Regions from separate parts of the Homo sapiens genome. Here region 2 is linked to region 1. A link is a loop called in an ENCODE intact Hi-C map of the cell type or tissue named here. Cell type or tissue: endothelial cell of umbilical vein. All regions are shown on one strand. Each heading gives the region's core, and the rest is flanking DNA. Links, peaks and the distances in the headings are about the cores only.

Region 1 (6,719 bases), core at 2,455-4,954:
GAGGAATACTGATCAAATTTCCCAACAGTATTGCCAGAGTTTTAACTTAATTTTTGTACAAGCAGTTTTAAAATGTAAGACATCCTAGGAAACATCAGCTAATAATTCTTAATCACAGTAAGGCTCTAGTACCAAACCCTATGTAGCCAGCTAAAGCTTTCCAAGAACAGAAAATTCTTTTCTTTTGCCCCAGTTCCAACAAAAACATTTATTTAGAATAACAGTTTTTAGGGACTAACATGTTCAGTCTAGCTTCCTATGTCATCTGTATTTTCTACTACCACGTTAAGAAACCATCTTTGATGTTCAGATGCATGGCCCTGAATCACTAAACGATCCTGAGATTGCTGTGCTCAGTTTACTAGGGTGTCTCAGAGAAAATTTCAGAACAGCCTGAATGAAAAAGAGCTTCCTAGTCTTCAGTTGCTTAATTGAGTCAAATTAAAGAACCAGACCACCTCAAGCTATTCCCCAAGCCTGTGGATTAATCAGCAGCTCAGTCTGCACATCTCTTTAATAAACATGCTGTCTATTTTAAGTGTTCAGTGTTCATTGACCCCCAATGTTTTATACCAGGCAACTACTATTATTACTTGCCTTGGGCCCACACCAAGCCAGTTGTTACCCTGACTTCATACTGGGAGGATATTAGTCATCGCCTGGATGCGGTGAACACTCTCCTAGCTATGGCAGAACGGCTGGTAAGTTTCTCTTTTTCTGCATTTCCTTTTCACCAAGCAGGGTGAATTAGGTATTAGGATGGAGGCCAGGCCACTATAACACAAGAAAGTGCTTAGTACAGTGATCAATAAGGTAAGAGCAATGTCTCTAGGAACAGTGGAGGTAGATGGTCCTAAGTTAGTATGGAGGTTCAGTGGTATTGGAGACCCAGGCTCTTACCCCCGGTTGCTCTGCCATCACTCAGGAGTTATCATTGTCTGCATGGTAGAGGCAGCTCACTACTACATCTGCCCTCCAGCCTGAGGGGAGGGCTGGTAAACAGTGGGGAGAAGATGACATAGGCCTTTCTCTTGAAGGGAAGGATGCAGAAGTCATACTCTTAATTTCTACTCACTTTCCACTGGCCAGAATCCAGTCATACAGCCACATGTGACTCCAACGAAGGTGGAAAATGTTAGTCTTATGCCTGGGCAGGCATATGCCCAGATAAAAATTTTCTTACTTTGGAAGAGGGGAGGATTAAAAAGGTAGGAGTGGGGTGGAACAGGAACTCATAGTTTCTGCCGTAATTTTTGTGTAGAGAGAATGGTTCATTCCAATAGCAATATGAAACTCTGAGAACTTTGCAGTGGAAATCTCCACTGCAGGAAGAGGTAGCTTTGAGGAACCAGTGTCTGACACATTCCACTCTTGCTGCAGACTAGAGGAACTTCTTTTGTTTGGAGGTTGGGGATTTCCTTGGGTGAAAACTGCATACATATGATATCTGTGATTATCTGTCTAGTTGACATTGGTCAACTAGATTGGTGAGGAGAAGGGGGATATGTCTGTGATATTTCTAATTAAGCAAAAATACTAAGTTACTTGGGCCAGGTGCAGTGGCTCACGCCAGTAATCCCAGCACTTTGGGATACCAAGGTGGGCAGATCATTTGAGATCAGGAGTTAGAGACCAGCCTGGCCAGCATGGTGAAACCCTGTCTCTACTAAAAATACAAAAGAAATTACCTGGGCATGGTGATGTGAGCCTATAATCCCAGCTACTAGGGTGGCTGAGACAGGAGAATCACTTGAACCCGGGAGACGGAGGTTGCAGTGAGCCAAGATGGCGCCATTGCACTCCAGCCTGGACAAATTGAGACTCTGTCTAAAAAGATAAATATATACATATATATATATATATATATATACACACACACACATACACACACACATATACACATATACTAAGTTACTCCTATCAGGTAGTGCTAAAATCCATCTGGCATTGGTGTTTTGATTTCAACATTATGTTAATATTAATTTTTTAAAGATCTAATCTCTACCAGGGCTGGACCAAAACATATGGGGTTTCAGGAGTATACTTGATCTAAAACTCGACGGCAAAATCTGAAATATCATTTTATGTTATAAAGGCAATCTGGGAGGATAACTATAGGTTTAAATTGACTTAATCATAACTGTCCTGAAAATAAAGTTGCAATTGATAGGCAATGTACATCTCAAAGGCATTTGTGGAGAATTAGTTGCACCTGTGTTCTAATTGTGTTTGAGATGCTCTTCAGCAATTTTCATCCTGGTTCTTCTTATCAGCTCTCTCCACTGACCAGGCTGCCTAATCTGGACAGGATGGTGGCTTTCCCTTTTCCCTGATTAGGACTTTTGACAGTCATGGTAGGCTCTTCCTCAACTTCTCTGTTGGCAGGTGCTCAATGGAATAGAACCATATGTTTTGAGCTTATCTTGTACTTTCTCTGCCCCAGTCCGTAAATCGCTATTTCTCCAAGCAGCTTTTTCCTTTGAGTGGGGAATAGCATTTTAGAAACAAAATCTGGGTATACAGTGCTCACTACTACTGAAATATCATTGCTTCTAGGCCTTCTCAGCAAACGAATTTGCACAGACACATGTATGTCTATTTATTTCTATATCTATCAATATATTAAAAGCTATGACTTCATAAAGATACTTCCAATTCCAGTCCAATACCACAAGGTTTATCCTAGTCCTCTGTATTTCTATGTCTCTAACTTTCTTCTCCAACAGTGAGAAATCTGGCCTTTGTTATCCTCAATATATTTACTCCTTGGTTCAATCCTAAAATCTGTAGATAAACCACTGTGAAAAATAAGCCTACTAATTAGAGTTCAATATGTTTATGGGTTTTTTTTTTCTGCCTTTTAACAAAGTGTACATAGTCAAAATACTGTGTTCCAAAAGTTACTTGGGTTAGTTTAGTGTAATTATGTTATTCATCTGAAATGTAATTAGATCTGTTTTATTTCTGGTTATATTCCACTTTAGGGTTCCCTCTCCTATCTTTGCTGGTTTCATTTTATTTGTTTTTTGAATATACAAAAATATTTACATGATTTCACAGGTTAAACTATATGAAAAGGTATAATGGCATAATGAACAATTATCAATTATTTCCTCTCTTTTCAAATTCTTCAGCAAACAAATATAGAAGCTCTAAAATCAGGGATACAAGGTAAAATTCCTGCAAACCAGCTGGCTGAATTGTGGCTGAAGCTGATAGATGAAGTTATAGAAGACACGAGGTACAGTGATCTTACGCCTATCTCAGAATTTTCATCCAGGCGCTCCTCCCTGAAATTCTAAGACTGTAAATCCTGTGGAATTGTTTCTAGTGTTTGTCTAAGAAGTGATTTTGAATTATTCAAACTTCGTAAAAAGTCCTCACTGGGAGGAGTGCCTGAATCACCACCAGGAAAAGCTCCACTTTCTGATTTGGTGCCAGTTCTCAAGTAGCCTAGGGAGGCTGAGGCCCCACTCCCAGAAGCACGTCCCAGGCAGCCTCAGGCAAGGGATGGGGAGCGGAGAAAGAAGCAAGCCTGAGCCTCTGCTTCTCATCAACCCAAGAATGACCCCCACCCTGGAGAAGGGTGACTTCTGGCTCCTACGGAGAATGGGATCTGGGAGTGGAGCATTGATTTTACCATTCAGAACAATATCTCTAATTCATAAACATATTTTTAGAAACAGCCCTTTTACTTGCTCTTTTACTGAATGCCTGATGAACACTGTGGCCAAGCCTCTGTTAGGCAAAACCAGTAGATTTGACTTGAACCAGCGGACCTTTCATAACTGATTCGGGGAAACAGCTCAGATCTTTTAGCATATGGAAATCAAAGGGGGAAGTGATTCGTTCCAAACTCATTTTAAATATTGGTTAATAAAGCAGTGGACAGGGAAGTTCCGAAAGAAAAGCATATTGAATGCTTTCCACAAGCAAAAAGGCCTTTATTCCCCACACTGGGCTAACACCCTAAGTCACCCTGTCTTCTTGTGCCTCCTAGTGGTAAAGCCAGGTAATTGAAACGCAACCAAAATCAAAGTACTGCTGGGGTGCTTGTTTAAGTTCTGAATGTTAGAGCTGGGTCCTAAGGGATCATGTCCTTCAGTCTCCTTATCTTGTAAATGAGAAAACAGAGGCCCAAAGAGGAGAAATGACATATCTGATGCCCAGAGCTGGGTTTGCCAACTCAGCCCCTCTTCCTGCCATGTATTTCACAGTAGACATCTATTTGTTCAAGGCCCCAAGTGTGACTTTTGAACTAACAGCTTCCAGATATCTTTTTGCCTCAAAGTCTCACTCTGGGGAATTAACCCTTCAAATACAATGCCGTAGTTATTTATGAAACCAAACAGAAACATTTGGTAATAACTTTCATGGAGAAATTGTCTGTGAATTTTAAGATTTGCAGAGCAAACCACAGTCATCTATTTATACTTCTGATATGAGCTGTTTTTGAGGAATCAAATTGGAATCTTTCTAAACTTTATGTAACAGGAAATTCAGTGTCTAAGGGAAGTTGTGCTAGGATTTTCTTCATTGAAGAAGCTAGGTGAAATTCAAGTGAGTGGAAATTCTAGGTAAGGACACTGTGAATCAGAGCTTCGTGAACCTGGTGGAAATCCTCACCCTGTGTCCCACCAGATGCCATGGTGGGAGGCAAGGCCTGGCAGCAGAAGGCTAATTCTGGCTCTAGCTCAGCCATTCTCAGGAACCCTTGGGGGTCTCATCACAACACATCCAAGTTCTCATATTGAATGGAGATTTGGCCTACATGGTTGGTTCATAAATCTTTCTGGAGTTCATGGGCCCCTTTGAGAATCTGATGAGATGATGGTGATAATAAAGATGACAACGAGATGATGATGAGGATGGCAACATTGTTTAGACGTTGCTATGCAACTATTCTAAATCCTTTCCATACAGCAACTCATTTCCTTCTCACAACAGCCCTAAAAAGCATGTCCCACATTTGAAAATAGGAGGACAAGGAAGTAAGTGACTGGTCAAGACAATAGAACTAGTAAAGAATGGAGCCACGATTAGTACCCAGGTTGTTGGCTCCAAAGCCTATGTTCATCATTACATCACACTACGTGTTGACACAGATAGACACAGTTTTCTTTATAAGTTCCAGAGTTTCACAGACCTTCGAGACCCACCCATAGATTGCTTAAAGGCCCAGGATTCCCTAAGTTAAGTATGCTTCAGCTAAATGGTCTCTAGCCTCCCTTCTTCTTCCATCATTTTGTGGTTCTGTAAAATGATTCTAGGAAGCAAAAGAAGGGAAAGCCAGTTTCTCTCAGCTGCCACTGTTTCCATCTTCTTTCCAGTGACTCCTTGGGCCGTAGGTTAAACCCTAAGGCCTAAAATGGCTTTGGGATTTTAATCTCCCTGTATTCCTTATGAACATCAAGAGACCGGCAGGTCTGCTCTGGCAATGCCAGATACACTCTACTCCAGCGTAAACCAGGCAGTGCTTGTAGATTCAGTTAGGAGGTTGATGTGGTTTGCAAGATGGAAATCCAACATAAATGTATTTGACAGTTCTGAAGCCTAAAATTAGGTTATTCTTCAAATCCTCTGTTTCTTTTTTTCTTCATTTTTCTAGATACACGTTGCCTCTCACAGAAGGAAAAGCCAACGTCACAGTTCTCGATACTCAGATCCGAAAGCTGCGGTCCAGGTCTCTCTCCCAAATACATGAGGCGGCTGTGAGGATGAGGTCGGAAGCCACAGATGTGAAGTCCACACTGGCAGAAATTGAGGACTGGCTTGATAAATTAATGCAGCTGACTGAAGAGGTAGGACTTTTAAACTACACAAACGTCACCTGATATGGAAGAAGGGCTCTGCGAAATGGCACCAAGAATAGGATGGTGGAAAGAGAATCTACTACATTATCTTGGATATTGAGCAGCTCTGACAGATTGTAAAAATCAGGGAGTAACTGGGCTGAGGATGCTAATGATGAATGTGATTGAAATCAGAGCAGGGGAAGAATTTTGAGTTGGTGATCTTGGAAATGTCTTCAAAAGTGGACAAATCATTATCATTTTCATGGTACTGTCGGAGAATATTTTGAATGGTCTTTGCAGTTCACAGGATTAAAATGTCAGCTTTGGCTGGGGTTGGGAAGACCTGAATTTGAACCTTGGTTCTACCATGTATAACATTGGGCAAGTTATTCAACCTCTCTGAGCCTCAGTTTCCCCATCTGTAAAATGGAGATAAACATAGCACTTACTAGTTAGCTTTGTTGTGTGAAGATTTTAAAAAGATGGTGGGTGTACAAATGTCCATGAATGATAGACTGGATTAAGAAAATGTGGCACATATACACCATGGACTACTATGCAGCCATAAAAAAGGATGAGTACATGTCCTTTGCAGGGACATGGATGAAGGTGGAAACCATCATTCTCAGCAAACTATCACAAGGACAGAAAACCAAACACCGCATGTTCTCACTCATAGGTGGGAACTGAACAATGAGAACATTTGGACACAGGGTGGGGAACATCACACACCGGGGCCTGTCAGCGGGATAGGGGGCTGGGGGAGGGATAGCATTAAGAGAAATACCTAACGTAAATGATGAGTTGATGGGTGCAGCAAACCAACATGGCACATGTATACCTATGTAACAAACCTGCACATTGTGCACATGTACCCTAGAACTTAAAGTATAAAAAAAAATGGTAGGTGTAAAGGGCTTAGCA
Region 2 (2,500 bases), core at 1-2,500, 130 kb before region 1:
CCCAGGATCAGATTTAAATTTACTTGATAAGAGAGGAAGCACTGTATGACTCACAATGCACATGTATATCCAAATACCTATAAATTATAGTGTGTTAGATACTAAAGATACCTAATTTTATACTAAATTTTACATTTGTCCACATTTAAGTAGTATTTTAATACAAATAATTTAAGTCAAAATTAAATGGTCATGAAATTTTTTTTTTTTTTTTTTTTTTTGAGACGGAGTTTCACTCTTGTTGCCCAGGCTGGAGTGCAATGGTGCCATCTTGGCTCACTGCAACCTCCACCTCCCGGGTTCAAGCGATTCTCTTGCCTCAGCCTCCCGAGTAGCTGGGATTACAGGCATGCGCCACCACACCCAGCTAATTTTGTATTTTTAGTAGAGATGGGGTTTCACCATGTTGGTCTCAACTCCTGACCTCAGGTGATCTGCCCGCCTTGGCCTCCCAAAGTGCTGGGATTGCAGGCATGAGCCACTGAGCCCGGCCAATTTTTTTTTTTTTTGAAACGGAGTCTCGCTCTGTGGCCCCGGCTGGAATACAGTGGCATGATTTCAGCTCACTGGAAACTCTGCCTCCCGGGTTCCAGCAATTCTCCTGCCTCAGCCTCCCGAGTAGCTGGGATTACAGGCGTGTACCACCACGCCCAGCTTTTTTGTATTTTTATTAGAGACGGGGTATCACCATGTTGGCCCAGCTGGTCTCGAACTCCTGATCTCAGGTGATCTGCCCTTCTTGTCCTCCCAAAATGCTGGAATTACAGACGTGAGCCACTGCGCCAGCCCAATTTTATTTTATTTATTTTATTTTTCTTTTCTTTTAAAGGAACCAGCTGGGTGCAGTGGCTCACGCCTGTAATCCCAGCACTTTGGGAGGCCGAGGCGGGCATATCACAAGGTCAGGAGTTCGAGACCAGCCTGGCCAATATGGTGAAACCCCGTCTCTACTAAAAATACAAAACATTAGCCAGGTATGGTGGCGGGCGCCAGTGGTCCCAGCTACTCCGGACGCTGAGGCAAGAGAATCACTTGAGCCCAGGAGGTGGAGGTTGCAGTGAGTTGAGATTGTGCCACTGCACTCCAGCCTGGGCAACGGAGCGAAACTCCATCTCAAAAAAATAAATTAATTAATTAAAAAAAAAGGAACCATACATCACTTAAGTATGAGAAACAAAAATACATGTTAGTTGAAGATTCAAGGGGTAGTATTCTAAAAGGCCACATGATGGCGATGTTCCCTCAATAAACATTTCCTTATGCCACCTCTTCTCACTGTGTGCATCGGCTTTCTATCAGTATCAATACACGGAGTTGATAGCTATCATAAATATTGATTGTATTAGTTTTGAGTTTTTAGAGTCAAACATCATTGCATTAGATATGCCTTCCAGCTTTGTGTCATCTATACGTTTGTTAGGCATGCATTTAACAATTTCCTCCAAGTTACCAATAAAAATGTAGAACAAAAGTGGGCAAAATAACATGTCCTGTGGAGTCCGGGCATGGTGGCTCACGCCTGTAATCCCAGCACTTTGGGAGGCTGAGGCAGGCAGATCACGAGGTCAGGAGTTCAAGACCAGCCTGGCCAACATGGTGAAACCCCGTCTCTACTAAAAATAAAAAAAAATTAGCCAGGCGCAATGGCAGGTGCCTGTAATCCCAGCTACTCTGGAGGCTGAGGCAGAAGAATCGCTTGAACCAGGGAGGCAGAGGTTGCAGTGAGCTGAGACCGTGCCACTGCACTACAGCCTCGGCGACAGAGTGAGACTCTGTCTCAAAAAAAAAAAAAAAAAAAGTCCTGTGGAATGCTATAAAGGTCTTCGCCCAGGTTTGACAAGAATCCACTAAATATTCTGTAGACAAAAATTCCAACCAACGTAGATTAAAATGTTAGCCTATACTGGAGGAATAAAAAATGTGGGTCAATTGACAAAACTGCAGTAGGAATGGTAGATTATAGAAGTATTGTATCCATGTTAAATTTATTAAAGTTGCTATCTGTGCTATAGTTGTGGGCAAGAGTATCCTCGTTCTTAAGAAATACACATTGAAGTCTACGGCCATACCACCCTGAACGCGCCTGATCTTGGCTGATCTTGGAAGCTAAGCAGCGTTGAGTCTGTTTAGTACTTGGATGGGAGAACAAACACACATTGAAGTATATGGGTTTAAACGGCTGTGGATATGTACAATTCATTCTCAAATGGTTCAGAAAAAAATACTACATGTATATGTGTGTGGGTGAGGGTTGAAAGAGGAAAAACAGAGTGCAAAATGGGGTAACATGTTAACAACGGTTGAATTTTAGTAAAGGGGATATGGGCGTTATATGTTATTATATGTTATCATACTCATTCTTGTAACTTTTCTGTTAATTTGAATGTTTGCAGACAAAATAATTTTAAAACAATTATTATTTATCTTCCCTAAGTTCTATGCTTAAAATTCGGATATTTGAATTTAAGAGCAAGAAACGCCTATTAAAACTGTCTTTTGG

What was found. Peaks named below come from ENCODE experiments on the same cell type or tissue, not always from the same donor. Only the 100,000 strongest peaks of a DNase experiment are listed, where the experiment ranks them.
Region 2: it touches region 1 in a loop (11-fold over the local background); 30 of 110 quality-filtered maps call a loop at or near these places.

What each region holds. Positions count from the first base shown.
Region 1 is chr10:93,373,845-93,380,563 of GRCh38, reverse strand. MYOF (myoferlin) reads left to right here. Exons shown (of 54, transcript NM_013451.4): 21 at 577-701; 22 at 3,135-3,241; 23 at 5,609-5,801. Among named protein-coding and RNA genes, the nearest start is that of MYOF, 110 kb to the left of the region's middle. In endothelial cell of umbilical vein, for the core only: a CTCF peak has its summit at 4,003 (motif pointing left); DNase peaks (open chromatin) are centred at 3,423 and 3,983; H3K27ac peaks cover 899 bases.
Region 2 is chr10:93,510,236-93,512,735 of GRCh38, reverse strand. All of the region lies in intron 4 of CEP55 (centrosomal protein 55), which reads right to left. It also overlaps the pseudogene RNA5SP323. Among named protein-coding and RNA genes, the nearest start is that of CEP55, 15 kb to the right of the region's middle. RefSeq lists a silencer at 1,090-1,384. In endothelial cell of umbilical vein, for the core only: no CTCF peak of the experiment used is centred there; a DNase peak (open chromatin) is centred at 1,255.